2 separate regions of the Mus musculus genome follow, and region 2 is linked to region 1. The links are chromatin loops, found by intact Hi-C in ENCODE. Cell type or tissue: gastrocnemius. All regions are shown on one strand. Each heading gives the region's core, and the rest is flanking DNA. Links, peaks and the distances in the headings are about the cores only. Region 1 holds the start of Olfr155 (olfactory receptor 155). Region 2 holds the start of Olfr159 (olfactory receptor 159).

Region 1 (10,661 bases), core at 1,352-9,351:
TGGTTCCATAGAAGACAAGTACCACGGTGAGGTGGGCAGAGCAGGTGGAGAAGGCCTTCTTCCTCCCCTCAGCAGAGGGGATCCTCAGGATTGTCACAAGGATGAAGACATAGGAGACAAAGATGAAGAGGACTGGGACTGCCAAGAAGATCATGTTGGCCACAACCATGCTGATGACATTGATGGAGATGTCAGCACAGGCCAGTTTCAGGACTGCCAGGATCTCACAGGTGAAGTGATTGATGACATTGTCCCCACAGAAGGGCAGCCGCATTGCCAAAGATGTCTGCACTACAGAATTAGTGATACCACCTGCCCAGGAACTGGCAGCCATGGGCACATAGGCAGCCTTGTTCATGACCACAGGATATCTAAGGGGGTTGCAGATGGCCACATAACGATCAAACGCCATCATACTCAGGAGCACACACTCCGTGGCTCCCATGGCGAAGGAGAGAAACATCTGCACGGCACAGCCCGAGAAGGAGATGGTCTTCCTGGGAGTCAGAAAGCTGTCCAGAATGAGGGGGACAGAGGAGGTAGTGTAGCAGATGTCCAGGAAGGAGAGGTTCCCCAGGAAGAAGTACATGGGCGTGTGCAGGTGGGAGTCGAGGATGCTCACCAGGATGAGGACGCCGTTGCCCAGCAGGATCACCAGGTACATCATCAGGATGAGCACGAAGAAGGTTTTCTCCAGCTTTGGGTGGGCAGAGAGGCCCAGGAGAATGAAGCCGGACAGGGGGGCGGTCTCATTGGATCTGTCCATGGTACATTCGGTTTGAAACCTGCAGGAACTCAGCAATCAGCATCAACATTGTCTTCCTCCCAAAGCTCCTGGGCAGCCAAGCCAAAGCCTTGTCCTGCCAAGCAGCCAGAGGCACCTTTGACAATCTTGGAGTCTCTATGGAATTGTTCACTTCTAGGAAATACACAGTAGGGGGATATTTAACTTTCTAATGTAGTAACAAGTTAAGCTGAACTATCCCTCCTGCAGAGGACAATTCAGAAAAAACGGCAAAGTGTATAAAACATCTCTATAAAGCACTGGAGAGAAAGAAGAAGTTATTTGGATAAGATTCTGGGAAAAACAAGGGTCCAAGAGACCTTGGTACTCCACTGGCAGCCTTGTGGAGAGAAAGAACAGGACTTGATGCACAAGGACCAGTGTGCAGGGCACCCATCCAAAGCAAACCCCTCCCCTTTGCAATGGAACCCCAGGCAGCACCACAGCACTGAGGTAACTCGGGAGGGTACAGGCATTAGTGAGTGCTTTCAGTCAGTGATCCTAGGACTTTAGTGCTTTCAAATCCACAGCAGAAGCAGATGCAGACCCCTCCGAAGGAAGGTAGCATCACGCCAGTCTGAAATTGTTCCTGTGAGTAGCTTTTCAAATGCTGCCACACATTTTAAAAGAACAAAGTGTGTGTGAGAGAGGGGGCGTTAGGGGGATAGCCCAGTGGATGGGGTTCTTGCTGTGCTACCATGAGAATCAAGTTCAGATACTCAGCACCTTGATAGAAAACCAGATGTTCATAATGGCCTGCACACCTTCCCAGGGCCTGAGAGGCAAAGACATGGGATCCCTGTGGCACACTGACCAGCAAGGCTAGTCAAATCATCATGTCCCAGGTTCCCTGGGAGAACCTGACTCAGTAAATAAATGAGTGATTGAGGAAGACACCCAGTGTTCACTGTTGTCCTACACACACACACACACACACACACACACACACACACGTACACACATACACACATACACACGTTCACATACACATTTGAACATACATGTATAACACAGATGCGCAGGAGAGAGAGAGACAGACAGACAGACAGAGACAGAGGGAGAAAAAGAAAGAGAGGGAGAGAATAAAGTCTAAAGGTAGACAACTCAAATGAAAACCAGCAGAAACCACTCGGAAAATACAACAGTGCTTTCCTGGAGACAATGGCAGTCTGGGCAACAGCTCTAGGACACTGGCATTGCTCTGGGAGTCAGCGCGATCGTACTGATGCCACAGTGACCAGCTCGTTGACACGTCTCTCCACTGGGAGCCCAGGCCTGCCCTGGTCACTCTGGGGAAGCTTGATGAACACCTCAGAATTTTAAGTTCCTCTCAACCCTAGGTTTTGTTCTGGGCCAGGATAAAACAAAACCAAACAATACCACCAGAGCCCTCAAAGCAATAATGAACATTTGTTTGCAACCTCGAGCATAGGGACTCATGGCCACAGTCACTGAAATGACAGGAACTTCCCAGATGCTCATCCAGGGTCTCCTCAGTGCTTATGCCAGGCTGGCACACTGTTCTGTTGTGTGTAGACTCAGTAACTGTCACCAAGTTAGGGCCATAGTAACTCAATCTGAGTTAACAGACTCTTACAGGACATCGCCTATGAGCTGGACATAATTCTAGGTTTAGGGGACATTGCAATGAAAAAGGCACAGTACTTGACCCTAGAGGGCTGAAGTTTTCAGTAAGGAACTAGTTGTGAAAATGAACAATTACCTGAACAATGTCAGTACTATCAATGTAAAATATTGTGTTACCACAGTGATCACAATAGGCCTTAGATACACTTAACAACCTGTCTCCTTGCTGACAGTGGTTTCTCCTTCCTACATTCCTGAGAAGCCTGGAGCCCAGGCTTGCCTGTCAGAGTCCTAGTGAACTGAACTGTGCTTCTTGTAGCCTCTAGCTGGCCCTGTCATCTGAAACCCCACCCCCAGGACAACCAGTCTCTCTTCCATACAGCACCCCTCCAAACATCCACGAAGGGTTGGGTGTCAACATGAAGATAAGCAAGAATCTATCTGTTTCCTCTGAGGTTTTAAAGATAGAAAGTATCCCTTAGAGGTAAAACACCATTCAGGAGTCAAATACAAGGCTGATAGTGAGAATAGTCCCAAAGACAGCCCGGGACACAGAACACACTGCCTGTGTGATATATGGACTGGGCAGGGCAGGGCAGTAGCCAGCTGGGTTTTCCATTCTCCTTTGTCCAGCCCTCATGCCCCCCCCCCAGAAATCTGTGTTTTGTAAAGGAGACATTTCCTTTGATGTCACCAGCACCAAGTTCAGAAATCCAGCTCATGGGTATCTTCAGAATGTGGGCTCTACCACTGAGAAAATGCACATGGTTTCAGGAACTGCTTGCTGCGATTCTGGCCAACTCTTTCCTCGGATCTGAGCCTAAGGACTACTGCAGCTCCATGGGTCTGTGTGATTCTAGAATACCGCCACCCTGCCGCAGGCCCCTCTGTTGTAGACAGGCTGATCTGAAGTGTTGACTCTGCTTGTACAAGTCTGCCATTGCTTTGATCAAAGTTGCACTTACCTTGCTTGGGAACATGTTTACCAAAAATAGCTGATTTCTCAAAGAGTGGAGAGTGCTTGTATCAGAAACAGAGGCAGTGGGCCTGCAGAACTGGAGTGAGAGCTCAGAACGTGTGACTCCCAAAGGGTCAGGCTGGACCTCTCCCCAGCACCTGCCCCCCGTACTCAGGGTGCAACCTGCAAAGGCTGGGACATTGCCCTTAGAAGTCAATTTAAATTCCACTTAGTTCTTTGGGACCTATGTAGTCCCCGAAGTCATTTAAAGCTCAGAAAGTATGTTGTCCTCAGCTTAGAAACTTTGCGTCCTTCTGGGATAGCGTCCCTAAGATCCAATTATATGGAAGTTTACTGACTGAGATTTTTCATCCTTTCCTTTCTTCTCTCTTTCTTTCTCTCTTTCTCTGAACAACATAATTGGATCAGCGGTGTTCACAACTGTTTAATGATTACATGACTCTTCAGGCCCCCTCCCCAGCTACTTTTCTTCAGTGCTGTGGCCAACAAGCCCCACCACTGCTACCTAGTCTGTGCTTCAGTGGTTTGGAGGGGAGATCTTAGTGAAAAATGTATAGTCTTTACATTTTATCTTGTTGAGCACCGTGAAGCAACTGGCTGTGATCTCCCTCAGTCCTCACTGGGCATCCAATAAAAATGACCGCCTCTGGCTTCCTCTCATCTGTGCATGTCTCCCTTGACCTCTTGGGACTCACTCACAGTGTGTGACCCAGGACAGGGTCTAGAGAATGGGCTTGTTCTTTTCTTTTACTTTTTATCCATCAATTAATTAAAATTTGAGACACAGTCTCATGTTAGCTCAGGCTCCTGGCTGGCCTTAAACTCCAGATCCTCCTGCCTCCACCTCACAAGGGTTGGAATTCCAGGCCTGGCTCACTGAGGCAGGGCTTGGCCTTCAGGAGTGCACCCTCTAGTGTCATGGAAACAGGCACACACAGGATGGCTCAGGGGTAGGGCACCTGCCTCACTGGGAATCCATTCTCAGCACTGGAAAATGGGCAGGAGAGAGGAGGAGTGGAAGGAGGAAGAGGAGAGAAGGGAGAAGAAAGGAAAGACTGAGCTGGGTGGCTGTGGTGGTTTGAATAGGTTTGGCCCCGTATACTCTTGTGTTTGAATGCTTGGCCCACAGAAAGTAGCACTATTAGGAGGTGTGGCCTTGTTGGAGGAGGTGTGTCACTATGGAGGCTGGCTCTGAGGTCTTCTATGATGAAGCTAAGCCTTGTGTGGCACACAGTCTCCTCTCGATGCCTGTCTATCAGATGTAGAACACTCCAGCCCCATGTGTTTCTGCAGCCAGCCATGTTTCCTGCCATGAGGATAATGAACGGAACCTCTGAAGCTATAAGGCAGCCCCAATTAAATGTTGTCTTAGTTAGGGTTTTATTGCTGTGAACAAACACTACAGCCAAGAAACTCATAAAAGACAGCATTTAATTGGGGCTGGCTTATAGTTTCAGAGGCTCAGTCCAGGGTCATCATGGTGAGAAACATGGCAGCATCCATCCAGTGGTGGAGAAGGAGCTAAAAGGTCTCTCTTGATCCAAAGGCAGGCAGGCAGGAGAAGGCTATCATGTCTTACACTGGGCAGAGCTTAAGCATATATATTACCTCAAAGTCCTGCCTCCGCAGTGACATTCTCCCCCAACAAGGCCACACCTTCTCCAACAAGGCCACACCTCCCAATAGTTGCTACTCCCTGAGCCAAGCATGTTCAAACCACCACAAATGTTTTTCTTTATAAGAATTGTGGTTATGGTGTCTTTTCATAGCAATACAAACCCTAAGACAATGGCACATGCCTTTAATCCTGGGACTCTGGAGGCAGAAGCAGGTGGATCTCTGAGTTCAAGGCCAGCCAGGTCTAGCTGCCTACCTACTATGCAATTTGGGAGGAGGCAGAGCCACCCCTCCTAGTCTAGAGCCTGCAGCACTAATCTACTCTGCAGAGATGCACATCTTCTGCCTTCACTCCACGCTGGAGGGAAGCCCTGTAGCCAGAGCAGCCAGGAGATACTTGGGTTTTGATTTATCAAGACAAATTTTAACGTGTTGGGCATCTCTCATTCCACATGTGTGCTTGAGTGTATGTAAATTTGATTTGCCAAGGATAAGTGATGTGAGCCCCAGACCCTTAGTGTTTCCCAGAGAGATAGTCGCATTTGTTGCGTTTTCCTGACCACAAATGTGGACACGATACCCCTTGGAGTCACATGCCTTCCCAAGGCTCCTGGAAAGGTTTCGATGCAGTTCAAAGGATTTAGAGATTCTGCCTGCAATCAGGAGAAGCAGTACAAGCTCTCACATAATGGAAAGAACCAAACAACGGCTGGAGCAAGATGTTGTAAGGTCAGGAAACCAGCGCTCCGAGGAGGGAGAAGGAGGCTGCCTCCAGATGAGGTGAGGAGAAAAAGCCCCCTCAGCAGAGAGACCACACATGTAGACACATGCTGCGTACAGGAGTGAGGACCCCACGTGGGTCTGGATGTCTGAATGCTGGGCTCTCAAACCATCCTGGCTTGACCTGCTCTTTCATCCTAGGTAGCCTAGCTTACCTGGTCTTCCACATCTGCTACTGAGAGGCTCCTCGTGTAGTTTCCATGCCCTGTGCCAGAAAGAGCTTCAGCCACAGGGACCCACCTGGCCCAGGGGCAGGGAGCAAACAGGCTGTCCAGTGGCAAAAACCCCCTAAACCTGTCTCTTAGGGGTCTTGAACCTCAAACACAAGGCATAGCCATTGAGCTAAGGAAGAGAGGGAGAAAGACGGAAGCATGGTAATGCAGGAGGCAGAGACTGGAAGCTGGGATTATGATAGCTGAGACTTGGGTACAAGGAGGAGAGCAGAGGCTATCAGTCCAAGTGAGAAGCTGAGAATCAAGACTGGGAGGTGAGAGTGAGTGTAAAAGAGCTCCTGGCACCATCAGTCAGAATGCTCTGCTACAGAAGGGCTGACGGCAACTCCTCAGGCTCTGACTGACACAGTGAGGGGAACCCCAGAATTGTCCTACAGCCTTTCATGAAAGCAAGTGTGATAAAATGGAGGCTACAGGAATCCAGAGGGCAAAAGACAAAGATACTAGATCTCACAAATGCTCATGTAGGAGGGTCCCTCCCTGCTCACAATCCAAGTTCCTATCCACTACTATTCTAGTTGTTTCCAGAACTCTTTTTTTTCATTTTTTATTAGGTATTTAGCTCATTTACATTTCCAATGCTATACCAAAAGTCCCCCATACCCACCCACCCCCACTCCCCTACCCACCCACTCCCCCTTTTTGGCCCTGGCATTCCCCTGATATCTCCAGAACTCTTTTCTCTCCCTCTCCCTCTCCCCCCTCTCTGTCTCTTTCTCTGTCTGTCTCTGTCTGTCTGTCTGTCTGTCTGTCTGTCTGTCTCTCTCTCTCTCTCTCTCTCTCTCTCTCTCTCACACACACACACACACACACACACACACACACACACACACACGCTCTTGCTTGCTTGTGTCCTCAACAAGTAACTCTCCAGCCTTCCAAACATCAAATGGGGATGCTACAATTTAAGTGAGCTGTGTCTCCCCACTTCAGATGCTAGTCAGAAGTCTGGTCCCCCATGCTTTTTCTTAGCCAGATGTAATTGTAGTGGTGTTCCCACAACCTCCATCTTGGGCTCAGTGGTATACATGAGTGGCTTGCGAAATTCAAGAAATATTTTCATTTACTAGTTTAAATATCATTTATTTGTGTCTGTGTGTTTACCACATTGCCACAACCCTCACGCTCACTTTGGAGATTTGTTTGGAGCAATAGACAGCACAAAACGTGAAAAGCCATCTTAACGGTACCTCTTACTGGCACGAATGACTCACTGATATCAAAGCATAACAAATCCAATCTACCGAAAACTCCCCAAACACAGACATTGTCACCAGTGATTTATTCATTTGCAGACACCAGTGCAGCTGGGTACAACAGAAGTACAGAAATTATGCACTGAAGTATCAGTGTCAACCACGCGGCTGCTGCACCCTGCCATCCAGACAGGCACCCCTCCTCCTCACCCGCGCTGAGGAGAGCCTTTAAGACTCAGAGTCTGGCTTGTGGGGGAGAGAAAGCAGCCCCTTCTATTCATTGGCTAGAGCTCTAATGGAAAGACAGATTGATGAAAGAAAAGCACACCACTTTATTCAACTCTTCATGGTGTAGAAGTTTTTTGTTTTGTTTTGTTTTGTTGTTGTTTTGGTTTTTTTTTTTTAAGCCTTTATGTGCTGGAGGAATGGCTCAGTGGTTTAAAATCACTGGAAGCCCCTTCTGGCCACGGTGGGCACCAGGATTGCATGTGACATGGACAAATACGTACACAAAATACCCATACACATGAAATAAGTAAACAAACCATAAACAGCTTTTATTTTTTATTAATAAGTGTCCATGTATACTCTCATGCCCATGGGAGCAGGTGCCAGGCAGAAAAGGAAGTATTCAAGTCCCCTGGAGCTGGAGTTAGAGGTGGCTGTGAACCATCCTATGTAGGTGATAGGAACTGAACTCGAGTCCTCTGGAAGAGCAGCACATGTTACTAACCACTGAGCCATCTCACCTCGCCAGCCCCTCAGGAGCTTATCGTAAGAGAAAGAAAAGCTAAATCTGAATGTTCATTTCAGTAAGTTTGATAGAAAATGGAAAGTCACTGAGAATTATATCCTGGGATAGAAAGAATGAACTAGTATAGTAATTAGGAAAACAGTCAGGCTTATTTATTTAGATTTCTCCTGGCACTCTGTGCTGTCTGGTCTTATGTCAACTTGACACACAAGCTAGAGTCATATGAGAGGAGGAAACCTCACCTGAGAAAATTATCTCCATAAGATCCAGCATATAGGGCATTTTTATTTTTATTTTTTCCTTTGATTTAAGTTTTATTGCATTATGATGAGAAGAGATACATAATTTCAATTTATCTGAATTTGTTAACATTTAAAAACATATTTTGAGGGAATAGACTTACATCACATTCTTCTTTCCCTTTTGTACCCCAACTCCTCCCAGAGACCCCCCCCCCAAACCTGCAATACCTTTCGGTTTTTATCATATTCTTTAATATTTATAAAATATTGTAACAATAAAATAGAACATTATAAAAGTTTTTTGATATAAAACATCAATCAATTGAACAGTCTTATGTAGATATTTGTCTACAGCAATACTGAAAATACGTACATTTTTCTCAATAAAAATTTTAAATAACTCCAAATATATTAACTGTGTGATATTTTAAAACAATATATCACTATTAGTTTTTTAATGAACATAAATAAAGTATTTTTGTTTGTTTGTTTTGTTTTTAGTAGAGCTTAAAATCTTGGCTCTTACTGTGGTACAAACACAAAATAAGAACAGTTTTTGGAATTGGAATTCATTGTAATAAGGCTGTACTTGAATGTCCCTCACATCACCAAAGGATTTTACCTCCATAGTAGATAAGCTAAGAGTTGACAGTTCTGTTGTGCCAAGGAATGAATTGTAGGCATGATTTTTGGATATAGAATTCCTGCTACGGTCAAAGCTACTTGACTTGAGTGATTGTCATCATTCTCAGACCACAGGGAACAGGTTACATTCATTTAAGAAATGGTGTGTGTATTAAGATGGTCTATCCATGAAGTCATTCATTAACTGTTTCAGTGAACAATGGATCTGCTTGGAGGGTGGCACAGACGTTAGGTGAGAGTAAGGTTCTGGTTCATTGGCTGTGATGATTTTGAAAAGCATTCATCTCAGAATAAGAGTAACTTATAAAGTTCTCTTCTTCAAAATTGATACAATAATTATAAATATCAAGCAAAGCCTTCAGTCTCACTCTTGCTGTTCTCTTACAAGCCACCTCCCAAATTAATTGTCTACATTTCTTTTGGCTGTATAAATAATTTTGAAATATGTAAGCTATTCTGAAAACCATAGTATAGTGTAAAAACATCAAATAAACAATCCTATGAATAAAGAGGCTGAGATAGAAGCATGATTTCAAGACCATTATGTGGCACACAACAAGACACTGTCATGTACAAACAAGCAGAAAGTGTATATGGATTGTACAATATTGGACCCATTTCTCCCATTACCAAATTAGAGAGACCACAGGATGGCAGCCGACAAATTTCTAATTCCTCATATTTTTGAATTTCAATTGATTAGGATGTATTGGTATTAATTTTCAAATTAAGAGATACTAAGGAAAAGTGATTGTTACTTCCTGTTAATTTTCTTGTTAAGAGGTGGAATTATGTTTGTGTGGGTTTGTTGAAAGATTACTTTCTTGCTTCTTCTAGGGTGTAGTTTCACTCCTTCTGTTGGTGTTTTCCATCTATTATCCTTTGTAGGGCTGGATTTGTGGGAAGATATTGTGTAAATTTGGTTTTGTCATGGAATATCTTGGTTTCTCTGTCTATGGTGACTGACAGTTTTGCTGGGTATAGTAGCCTTGGCTGGCATTTGTGTTCTCTTAGGGTCTATATGACATCTGCCCAGGATCTTCTGTCTTTCATAGTCTCTAGTGAGAAGTCTGGTGTAATTCTGATAGGTCTGCCTTTATATGTTACTTGACCTTTTTCCCTTATTGCTTTTAAAATTCTTTCTTTGTTTAGTGCTTTTTGTGTTTTGATTATTATGTGACAGGAGGAATTTCTTTTCTGGTCCAGTCTATTTGGAGTTCTGTAGGCTTCTTGTATGTTCATGGGCATCTCTTTCTTTAGGTTAGGGAAGTTTTCTTCTATAATTTTGTGAAGAAATTGGCCCTTTGAGTTGGGAATCTTCGCTCTCTTCTATACCTGTTATCCTTAGGTTTGGTCTTCTCATTGTGTCCTGGATTTCCTGGATATTTGGGGTTAAGAGCTTTTTGCTTTTTGCATTTCCTTTTTTTTCACCTAAAAAATGACTTTAATTGAGCATTGTCATTTTTATCATACTTTAGTTTTTGCTAACCTTAGTACTCCTAGCTTCCTTCTCTTTTAACTAGGGTGATGCCGGAGTCATAGGACCAGGCAGTCTTTGCCAACTAAGCAGGCCAGTGTTTTCTGAGTGGTTTCAGAAACACTATTGCAGCCCAGGCCAGCAAAGGAGAGCAGCTGAGATAAGCACCTTGCTGGACCAGAGGGAGCTGGAGCGCTTCCTGCTAATCCTGGAAAGGGCAGAGTCACCTGATTTTTGCATTTTCTTTGACTGTTGTGTCAATGTTTTCTATGGTATCTTCTGCCCCTGAGATTCTCTCTTCTATCTCTTGTATTCTGATGGTGATGCTTGCATCTACGACTCCTGATCTCTTTCCTAGGTTTTCTAA
Region 2 (10,661 bases), core at 1,229-9,228, 76 kb after region 1:
AAACAGTTTCCATCTAAAAGACACGATAAAATTTCTCACGTCTGCATTTCATAGTGACAGTTCTGTGTTGTCTGTGTGTCTCTCTCTCCCATAAATTGGTAACTGGATCTAGAAATGGAGGGGTTTTATTTAAGTGTAGTTACAGGTATATGGCTCTCCAAACAGTGCAGGTCTGTGGTAGCTTCTTCAATGGCTTTCCTGCTCTCGGTGCTTGCTTGGGTGTCCTGTTCGACGGTCACACTTCCTCTGCAGACCTGAATACAACCATGTTCTCTAAGACCCCTTTGTTTCCCTTACTGAGGGATGGTAATTTAGAAATCATAATCAGCATGCTAGGGTGCTATTTAGGTTGTCAGAACTTGTCATGGTGGAAAGAGCTAGGGAAAGAATTACATAATTACAGATAGAATATATAATATAGAGAGATAATATACAGCATTTATAAATTATAACTCACACCTACCATTCACAAGTAAATTATTTTTATTATTTAGACTATTATGGAATGACATGCATAAATGTTGTATTTGAGCTAACTATACATATTCATGTACCGCACAATAATGTGCTGCATGTATTACAGCTGCTCCTTAAGAGTGTAATGGGGCTAAGGACCTCATGTTCTTAATGACAACACAGCAGTTGTGGTGTTACTCTGTGGTGGACTGTGTCCATGGTTGTCCATGGAGATGCCACTGCAGACAAGCAGTCACATAGTTCTGACCTGAGAAGCCCCAGTAGTGCTCAGAGGGAGAGCAGCTGCCCAGGTTTTGGTGACTGTCAAATGAAGGGTTAATGGCTAACACTAAAGTCACTCTCATTGCCTGATCTAACAAGTGGCTATATCATAGACCGACCCTGGGTGGTCAGCTGGTGCCTTATTCAGGAATTTGTGTGTTTTTCAATAATTTATCTACTTATTCTCTTTACATCTCAATCGCAGCCACCATCCTTTCTGTTCCCCCACATAGCACCTCCCCCTCCACTCTCTCCTTCTCCTCTGAGAAGAAGGACGTGCCCCCTGAGTATCACCCCACCCTGTCATCAAGTGACATCAAGTCACTGCAGGACTAGGCGCATCCTCTCCCACTGAGGCCAGACAAGGTGGCCCAGTTAGGGAAAAGGAATCCACAGGCAGGCAACAGATTCATGGATATTCCCCAACTCTAGCTGTTGAGGGACTCACAGGAAGACCGAGCTGCACATCTGCTATGTACGTGCCAAGGGCTTAGGTCCAGCCTATGCTTGCTCTTTGGTTGGTAGTTCAGTCTCTAGTTGCCCTCAAGGGTCCAGGTTAGTTGGCTCTATTTGTCATCCTGAGGCATTCCTATTCCCTTTGGGTCCCTCAATCCTTTCTCCAACTCTTCTATAAGATACCCTGAGCTCTAACTAATGTTTGGCCATGCATCTCTGCATCTGTTTCCATCAGCTCCTGGGTGGAGTCTCTCAGATGACAGTTATGCTAGGCTCTTGTCTGCAAGTATAATAGAGTGTCATTAATAGTGTTAGAGATTGGTTCTTGCCCATGAGACAGGTCTCTCAAGTTGGGACAGTCATTGGTTGGCCATTCCCTCCATTTTTGCTCATCTTTGTCTCTGCACATCTTGTACACAGGACACATTTTGGGTGGAAGATTTTCTGGGTGCGTTGCTGTCCTTATCCCTCCACTAGGAGTCCTGCCTGTCTACAGAAGGTGGCCACTTCGGGCTCCATATTCCTCACTGATAGGAGTCTCAGTTAGAATCACCCACATAGACACTCAGAGGCCTCCCCCATCCCAGGTCTCTGGAACATCCTTGAGATGCTTCCTCTGCCCACTGCTGGTTTCTGTCACCCTCCCAACCCCCATCCCTTCTCTTGAACCCTCTGTCTCATTCACCCCTCCATCCCCTCCCCACCCAGTCACCTCCCTCCATCCATCTCCAATGTCTATTTTATTTCCCCTCTGAATAAGATTCAAACATTCTCCCTTAGGACCCCCTTGTTATTTGGCTTCTTTTGATCTGTGGATTGTAGAATGGGTATCCTATACTTTATGGCTAGTATCAACTTATCAGTGAGTACATACCATGCATGTCCTTTTGGGTCTGGGTTACCTCACTCAGGATGTTATTTTCTAGTTCCATGCATTCGTCTGCAAATTTCATGATGTCCTTGTTTTGAATAGCTGAGTAGTATTCTGTTGTGTAAATAAACCAAATTTTCTTTATCCATTTTTCAGTTGAGGAATATCTGAGTTGTTTATAGTTTCTGGCTATTATGAATAAAGCTGCTATGAACATAATTGAGCAAGTGTCCTTGTGGTATGGTGGAGTATCTTTTGGGTATATGCCCCAGAGTGGTATAGCCTTGAGGTAAAACTATTCCCAAAATTCTGAGAAACAGCCAAAAATGTTTTCCAGAGTGGTTGTACCAGTTTGCACCCCACCAGCATTGAAGAAGCGCTCCCCTTGCTCCACATCCTCACCAGCATCTGCTGTCACTTGAGTTTTTGATCGTAGCTATTCTGACTGTTGTAAGAGAGAATCTCATCCAGGCAGTGGTTGCACATGCCTTTAATCCCAGCACTTGGGAGGCAGAGGCAAGTGGATTTCTGAGTTCGAGGCCAGCCTGATCTACAGAATGAGTTGGAGAGAGAGAGAGAGAGAGAGAGAGAGAGAGAGAGAGAGAGAGAGAGAGAGAGAATATCAGAGTAATTTTGATTTGCATTTCCCTGATGACTAAGGACACTGAGCATGTTTTTAAGTGTTTCTTGGCCATTAAAGATTGCTCTGCTGAGAATTCTATTTAGCTTTGTACCCCATTTTTAAATTGGGTTATTTGAGTTGTTGGTGTCTAACTTCTTAAGTAAGTTCTTTATATATTTTGGATATTAGCCCTCTGTCAAATGCAGGGTTGGTGAAGATCTTTACCATTCTCTAGACTGCCATTTTTGTCCTAGTGACAGTGTCCTTTGCCTTACAGAAGCTTTTCAGTTTCTTGAGGTCCCGTTTATCAATTGTGCCTGAGCTATGGGTGTTTTGTTCAGGAAATTGTCTCCTAGACCCATGACTTCAAAACAATCCCCCACTTTCAATTCTATAAGATTTATTGTATTTGGTTGAGGTCTTTGATCCACTTGGACTTGAGATTTATGCAGGGTAATAGATGTGAATCTATTTGCATTTTTCTACATGCAGACATCCAATTTGACCAGCACCATTTGTTGAAGATGTTTTCTTTTTTTCCACTGTACCTCAGCCATTTAGAGCTGGGCTCACAATCAAAAATATAAGAATGCGTGTGTCGGGCTGGTGAGATGGCTCAGTGGGTAAGAGCACCCGACTGCTCTTCTGAAGGTCTGGAGTTCAAATCCCAGCAACCACATGGTGGCTCACAACCATCCATAACGAGATCTGACTCCCTCTTCTGGAGTGTATGAAGACAGCTACAGTGTACTTACATATAATTTTTAAAAAAAATGCATGTGTCCTTTATCCTTTCTTCAAGCACAAGAAATACTAAAAATTCAAACACGTAAAGCTTTGGCCTAAAGTGGCACTGGGGAAAGTGTTTCTATCAGTAAAGACATCTCCTCTTGAGCAGGGACTGTCTCTAACTCTATTTCCTGTCTTTGGGACCCTTTCCTCTTACTGAGCTGCCTCATCTCACCTTAATAGGAGAGCATACATCTAGTCTTACTGCATCTTGATATGCCAGGGCTGGTTGACATCCATGGGAGGCCACCCCTTTTCAAAATGAGAAAAAGAGGAGGAGTGAATGGGGAGAGGGGAGGAGGGGGGGGGAAGGACAGGAAAGAAAGAGGGAGGTGAAACTGTGCTCGGGATGTAAAGTAAATAAAGGAATGATAATAATAATATAGTAATATGTTACTATGAATAAAGTAAATAAATATAAACTAATAATATATATAAATAGTAAATAAATTCATAAAAACAAATAAATATATAAAGTAAATTTTAATTACTTCAGTCTCACTCTGCTAATTAGCTCTAAGATTAGAAAACAGTGGCCCTTCGTGTCCGCATAGCCTTTCGTGTCCGCATGCCCAGATTCTCCTTTTTCTTGTGTTGTGCATCCATTTCAACCTTACGCCCTAATGAGCAACTTAGAGTCCACTTTTATGTGCAAGAGAACATGATGTACCCAGGAGACATGATTTCATGAGATGGATGCTGCTGCTGCTGCTGCTATTGGAATTTGACAAACTATCCATAGCAAACATTTTTATAATTAAAACTACTCTTCTAAAATAACAGTAATCATTACAGCATAAGTACATTAACCAGTAGCATACTCATCTATATCGGTATAGATAGTGTGCACTATGTGTAATTGTGTGTTCTGTACTCTCTGGTGATTCCTATTATAGCACCAAGCATTTATTAATCCTGATTCTGTACTTTCCGAGGCTCTACATTTCTTAGAAACAAGGTAGTTCTTTCTAAGCTTTGTGAACTGCATCAGAGGTTGTTCTCCAGTGTCCAGCCTGCTCCGTGGCACAAGCAGGGACTTGTCAGCCTTCATAATCAGATGATCACCTGAGCTAGTTCCATATTTCAAACACACACACACACACACACACACACACACACACACACACACACACACACACACACATTGGTTCTGTTTATCTGGAGAACCCTGACTAATACACAACACCAAAATATCAGCCATTTATAAAGATTGAGTAAAATACGTTCAGACATATAAGGTCTTCAATATACTTTTCTCAAGAAGCTATTCAAGAATGTGTTCCACCAGAAAAGAAAGAGTAAAGCACTAAATGGGAAGATAGTTAAAAGACAGGAATCTAGTCTATGACCCAGGGTGTAGGACTCTGAAAGCAGACACACAGGAAAGGCAAACCAGCCTTGGCAGTCCAGAAACAGGTCTCTGTGGGGCTCTGTTCTCCAGACCCTGCTGCCTTCTACAGAGCCTGCTGTCTGGGGTGATCAACTTGAAGTACAGTGCCCCAGACAGCCCAGTCCCCAGTCTTCTCACTGTAAGCATGCCGCTCACTCAGCTCTTCCCCTCGTTCTGGCCCACTGATGGATTTGCTGGGGTCCCACTCTACCCACACAGTGCTCTGCCCTCATCACTTCTAGGAGGGAATCGAAGAGAGCACTGGGAAGCAGCAAACATGAAACGAGCCTCTCCTCTACTGCTCTTCCCAACCACATGTCTGGTCCCTTGTTACTCTGCAACCTTGCCTGGTTTACCCAGAAAGGGCTAGCAAAACCCTGAATTTACTGTGTGAGTTTTCCCTCACACAGAAGCAAGTGTGCCCTTTTTGTAGAAGGCTGAGTTTGCAATTCTTACTTCATTTCTCAATGGAACAATTCATTTACGTTGATCTTTTTGCAGGTGGTAGAGCCATGAAAGGAATCAAGAACGTGTTATTACTCTCCCTTGGCTGCAATACGAATGACACTAAGTTAACAGCTTAAAACAATCCCCATCTATAAGTGAGATGTCTGAGTAAGAGTGGTGAGGGCTAGGAAATAAAGAAGGGACAAAAGAGAGAAAGGGAGAGAGAGAGAGAGAGAGAGAGAGAGAGAGAGAGAGAGAGAGAGAAAGAAAGGAAGGAGGAGGAGGTGGTGGTGGAGGAGGAAAGAGAGAGAGGGAGGGAGGGAGGAAGGCAGGCAGGCAAGGCAAGGCAAGGCAAGACAAGACAAGACGCCTCTTCCAAGCTCATTTAGACTTTTGGTAGAACTCAGGTTCTCTTGTTGGTAGTCTGTGGTCTTTGATGACGGTTCCAAGGGCCAGTCTCTGCTCCTCCTGGTTGCACTTTGGCATGTAGAATCCTTTCCATTCAGTAAATATGGTTGCTCACCTAACCAGACCAGATTCAACTGGATAATCTTAAGATCAACCACCACGGGGCTTTAATGGCACTGGGAAAGAGCACTTCATACTACCTGGGCGCTGCTGGCTCCCAGGCGGGCAGGGAATCATGGGACTCTGCCCAGAAGTAACTTCTACAAAAGTCAGTAGTCATCACTCTCAAAGAAATAGAAGGAAGTCTATTTCAGGAGGGAGATGAGGCGTTCCCAAAGTCCTGGAGTGGGGAGGCAGAGCAGGATGGAGGCTTCATCATGTACTGGAAAATTCTAGTTTATAGTTTTCATCCTGAGTAAGGCACACATAATGTGATTTTTATTTTTTTCTTAAACAGTATATATTTGTTATTCTTCTTAAGTTATAATTGCATGTGTTTATTTAATGTGTATATAGGTCCAGGTTTGTGTCACTGCACATGTATGGCACATGTAAGATCAGGGGATGGCTTGTAGGACTTCAGTTCTCTCCTACCATGTGAGTCCTGGGGCTCAAACCCAGGTCATCAGGTTTGGCAGCCTTGGCGGCAAGTGTCAAGAATCATGGTCAGATTTACTTATGGCCCTTCTAATGCCCTTTATGCCTGGACTGTGGCAGGAGCTTGCAATTTCTCAGGAACCCTTGAGGTGTCTTGCTTCTGTAAAGTACTGAGCTCTTGAATTTGCAAATAGCCAAGCATCTGAAGCCACAAGGATTTCCCTTTTGCAGTGTGTGGGTCTCACAATCTCCCCAGATTAGTATGTGCTGAGAGTTCTTATCAGCCTCTATTGCAACAGGGCCAGGATGACCCTTCTTTTCCAGTGCTTGTCAACAACTCGGGCAGAAACAAAGTATTTCTGGAGGGATTTCAGAATAATTGGATCATGGGGATGTGGTCCCAGGAGGACAGGAACTTTCTTAACTTTGTCACTTCAGTTTTGTAACTTCAAATCACGTCAGGGACTGGATTAATCCCAAAAGCAAAGTGGGGTTTAAATGGCTTTGTGTATGTCTCCAAAGGTCCTTTGTGGATTTATCCAAACAGAGAGCAAAACAAGAAAACAAAACGTGAGCTAAGGGTCTCACTCCTTGGCTGATGCCTAAGCCAGATGAGCTATTTCTGACTGAAGGGTTATTTCTAGACCTTAAATAAGTGATTTTTATCAGCATACTTATCAAAAAGGTAAGATAGCAGTGTGTGTGTGTGTCTGTGTGTGTGTGTGTGTGTGTGTGTGTGTGTGTGTGTGTGTAGCCCAAGCCCAAAGGCAAGCACTCTACCACTGAGTTAGCTTCCTAGACCTTAAGAAACACTTTTTAAAGTTACATTTGTATTTGTGTGGGGGCGTGTGCACACCAAGGCACGCTCAGGGAGGTCAGAGGATGATTGTGGGAGTCAGTTTTCTCTTGCTACCATGTAGATCCTGGGGAGTCAAACTGACATTGCCAAGCGAACACTTTTAAAAGAATAAAGAAACTCTTGTGGGCCAGCCACATTCCTGGCTTCCTTCCTCATGTTAAGTGCCATGGGGAATACAACAGTGAGAGGAAAGAGCAGAGCAGGGATGTGTACGGAAGCCAAAGAGAGCAATTCACAGCATCCAGAATTCCTCATGTGGACGAGTGTCTCAGTAACAATGAGGTCTGAGGTGAGCGTCTCCACAGAGGAGGAGGGGCTTAGCAATTCCCATACCCTGGCCAATGACATATTGTTAGTGACAGTTCTTTTAATGCACGTTCCAGAAGAACTTGGTATTTGTGTGAATATACTAATGGACAAGCAAGTGGCCCAGGACCATGTACATCATGAAGTCGCATAAGGAAAGAAGAAGAAGGCAGCCCACAGAATTACTCACATGGGGGATGCACAGGAATCGAGGACAAACAGTAGCAGGGTTTTCAACCAAACAGAGGATTCCTGGGTGAAATTTTCAAGTAAAATATAATATTCCTTGCCACAGCTGAGTCAAATAAACTGCCCACAAGTGGCCCAACCTCGGCTAAATGTGTGATACCTGTTTTAAATGTGATGAACAAAATTAAATTTACTCAGGTGACATTTCAAACATCTCTGCAAGGGTTAGATACCACCAAGCAGGTGTTGTTCGTTCAGGGTCCCTGCCTTTGACTCAGAACAATATGGACGACTGATTTCCACAGATCATCAGAGCTCTGAGCCAATTGCTCCTCAAGGAGTTCTTTCTCACAGGTTCCCTTGGCGTTATAGGCATCAGAGAAGCCTGAAAGTGACCTTCTGAGTTTCTGAAACATAGGAGGAAACATGGAGAGATCCAACAAGACCACCCCTGTGTCCAGCTTCATCCTCCTGGGTCTCTCCGCCCACCCAAAGCTGGAGAAAACCTTCTTCGTGCTCATCCTGCTGATGTACCTGGTGATCCTGCTGGGCAATGTCGTCCTCATCCTGGTGAGCATCCTCGACTCCCACCTGCACACGCCCATGTACTTCTTCCTGGGGAACCTCTCCTTCCTGGACATCTGCTACACCACCTCCTCCGTCCCCCTCATTCTGGACAGCTTCCTGACCCCCAGGAAGACCATCTCCTTCTCGGGCTGTGCCGTGCAGATGTTTCTCTCCTTCGCCATGGGAGCCACAGAGTGTGTGCTCCTGGGCATGATGGCGTTTGATCGTTATGTGGCCATCTGCAACCCCCTTAGATATCCTGTGGTCATGAGCAAGGCTGCCTATGTGCCCATGGCCGCCGGCTCCTGGGTATCTGGAAGCATCACTGCCACAGTGCAGATATCTTTAGCAATGACACTGCCCTTCTGTGGGGACAATGTCATCAATCACTTTACATGTGAGATCCTGGCAGTCCTGAAACTGGCCTGTGCTGACATCTCCATCAATGTCATCAGCATGGCAGTGGCTAATGCAATGTTTTTGGGGGTCCCTGTCCTCTTCATCTTTGTCTCCTACATCTTCATACTCTCCACCATCCTGAGGATCCCCTCTGCCGAGGGGAGGAAGAAGGCCTTCTCCACCTGCTCTGCCCACCTCACCGTGGTACTTGTCTTCTATGGGACCATCCTGTTCATGTACGGGAAGCCCAAATCCAAGGACCCATTGGGGGCAGACAAACAGGACCTTGCAGACAAGCTCATCTCCCTCTTCTATGGAGTGGTGACCCCCATGCTGAACCCCATCATCTACAGCCTGAGGAACAAGGATGTGAAGGCCGCTGTGACAAACCTGGTGGGCCAGAAACACTTCAAGTGGTGATGGTGCATGGACCTTCATGGTCTTTGTCTCCCTGTATAATCTTTTTTTTTTCTCTTAAAAAGCTGTGTGGTTTTTTTTTAAAATCACATTTATCTATTTATTGATTGGGGTGCACAGAATAGTATGTGCATGGAGGTCTGAGGACAGTTTCTGGGAGTTGGATCTCACTTTCCATCACGTGGGTTCCAGGGATCAGACACAAGTTTGGAGGTCAGTGCCCTTACCTGGTGAGCCACCTGGCTGACCCTCCTGTATAATCTTTATTAAAGATTATACAATAAATCTCAATGCTCAGAAGAGCTCTGTATGAATAGGTAATTCTCCTACCTCATTCTAGAAGAAATTCCTCAAATTTTCATGGTCATTTCATTGAACACTCTGGATCTTATACATTGTTTTTAAAGACTTAAAAATTATTGATGTGTTTCTGTGTGAGTTTATGTGTACCCTATGAATGCAGTTATCTATAGAGGCCAGCAGAGGGCACCAGGTCCCCCAGAAGTTACAGGAGTCACAGGTGGCTATGACTGCCCTGTGGGTGCTGACTGAAGCGGGTGCTCTACAAGAACAGTAAGTGCTGTTAACCACTGAGTTGTCTCTCCAGCCCCCGGTCTCACACTTGCTCATGGATACTCACCTCACAGGCCAAGAAATAATGGCCAGGGAGAAGCTGTAAGTCGGGTCTTCCCTTCACTGGCTCCTCAGGTTCTCTACAAACATTCAGCCATAGTTCATGAGTAGCCACTCTCCTCTCCCTCCCTCCTTCCCTTCCTCCTTCCTAGGGAACAGGGTCTCAGTGTGAAGCTGAGGCTAGCCTCAGACTCAGGATCCTCCTGCCTCTACCTGTCTCTATTTTTACATTAAGTTGTACTTTGATATACCATATAGCTCAGTATCTGGTAATATTTACCTTTTCCCATGTCTAATGCAAATGCTTAATAAATGTCTCCTGCATTGCTCTCTTCCTGTGTGTTCATAACCAGTCTCTGGTCCTATATCAAGATCCTTGCCAGAAGTCATTGAGCCGTTTGTTTCCTCAGTGCATGAAGGAGAGTGAGGAAGTTCTGACAAAAACCAATGCCCAGTTAACATACTCATTCTTTTTCCTCTTTCAAGCCTTTTACTCATTCCTAGTTTTGTCCCTAGATGGCAGTGAGCATCCATTATGAGTCACTAAAATAATGTGTAAACTGAGATAATCAGAATATTGACATCAACCCAAACAGGAAGGAACTAACAACCAAATAATTGTTCTACAAGAGAGGTGTGTGCACACACGTGGACACACTCAGAGACAGAGACAGACAGAGACAGATAAACATGCACACACAGAGAGACAGACAGACAGACAGAGACACAGACAGACAGACAAACAGAAAGAGAATTCGAGGAATAAAGAGGCGATGACTTAAGGTCAGTCTATAGGAAGAGTGGCGGAATTTAGGTGTGGGACACAGTCCTGTAATTCCAGCACTCAGGAGACAGAGACGGAAGGAACACAGCAAGGTTAAAGTCAAGGTCAGCCTGGGCTACTTAGCAAGACTCTGTTAACAACTAGAAAATAACAAAAAAGCCTACAAGGATATAGGAATGGATACTGTGA

What was found. Peaks named below come from ENCODE experiments on the same cell type or tissue, not always from the same donor. Only the 100,000 strongest peaks of a DNase experiment are listed, where the experiment ranks them.
Region 2: it touches region 1 in a loop (9-fold over the local background); 13 of 42 quality-filtered maps call a loop at or near these places.

What each region holds. Positions count from the first base shown.
Region 1 is chr4:43,844,416-43,855,076 of GRCm38, reverse strand. Olfr155 (olfactory receptor 155) reads right to left here and starts at 785. Exons shown (of 1, transcript NM_019473.1): 1 at 1-785. The coding sequence starts at 766. In gastrocnemius, for the core only: no CTCF peak of the experiment used is centred there; no DNase peak of the experiment used is centred there.
Region 2 is chr4:43,768,447-43,779,107 of GRCm38, reverse strand. It overlaps Olfr159 (olfactory receptor 159), which reads left to right and starts at 8,099. Exons shown (of 1, transcript NM_019476.1): 1 at 8,099-9,058. The coding sequence starts at 8,099. The coding sequence ends at 9,058. In gastrocnemius, for the core only: no CTCF peak of the experiment used is centred there; no DNase peak of the experiment used is centred there.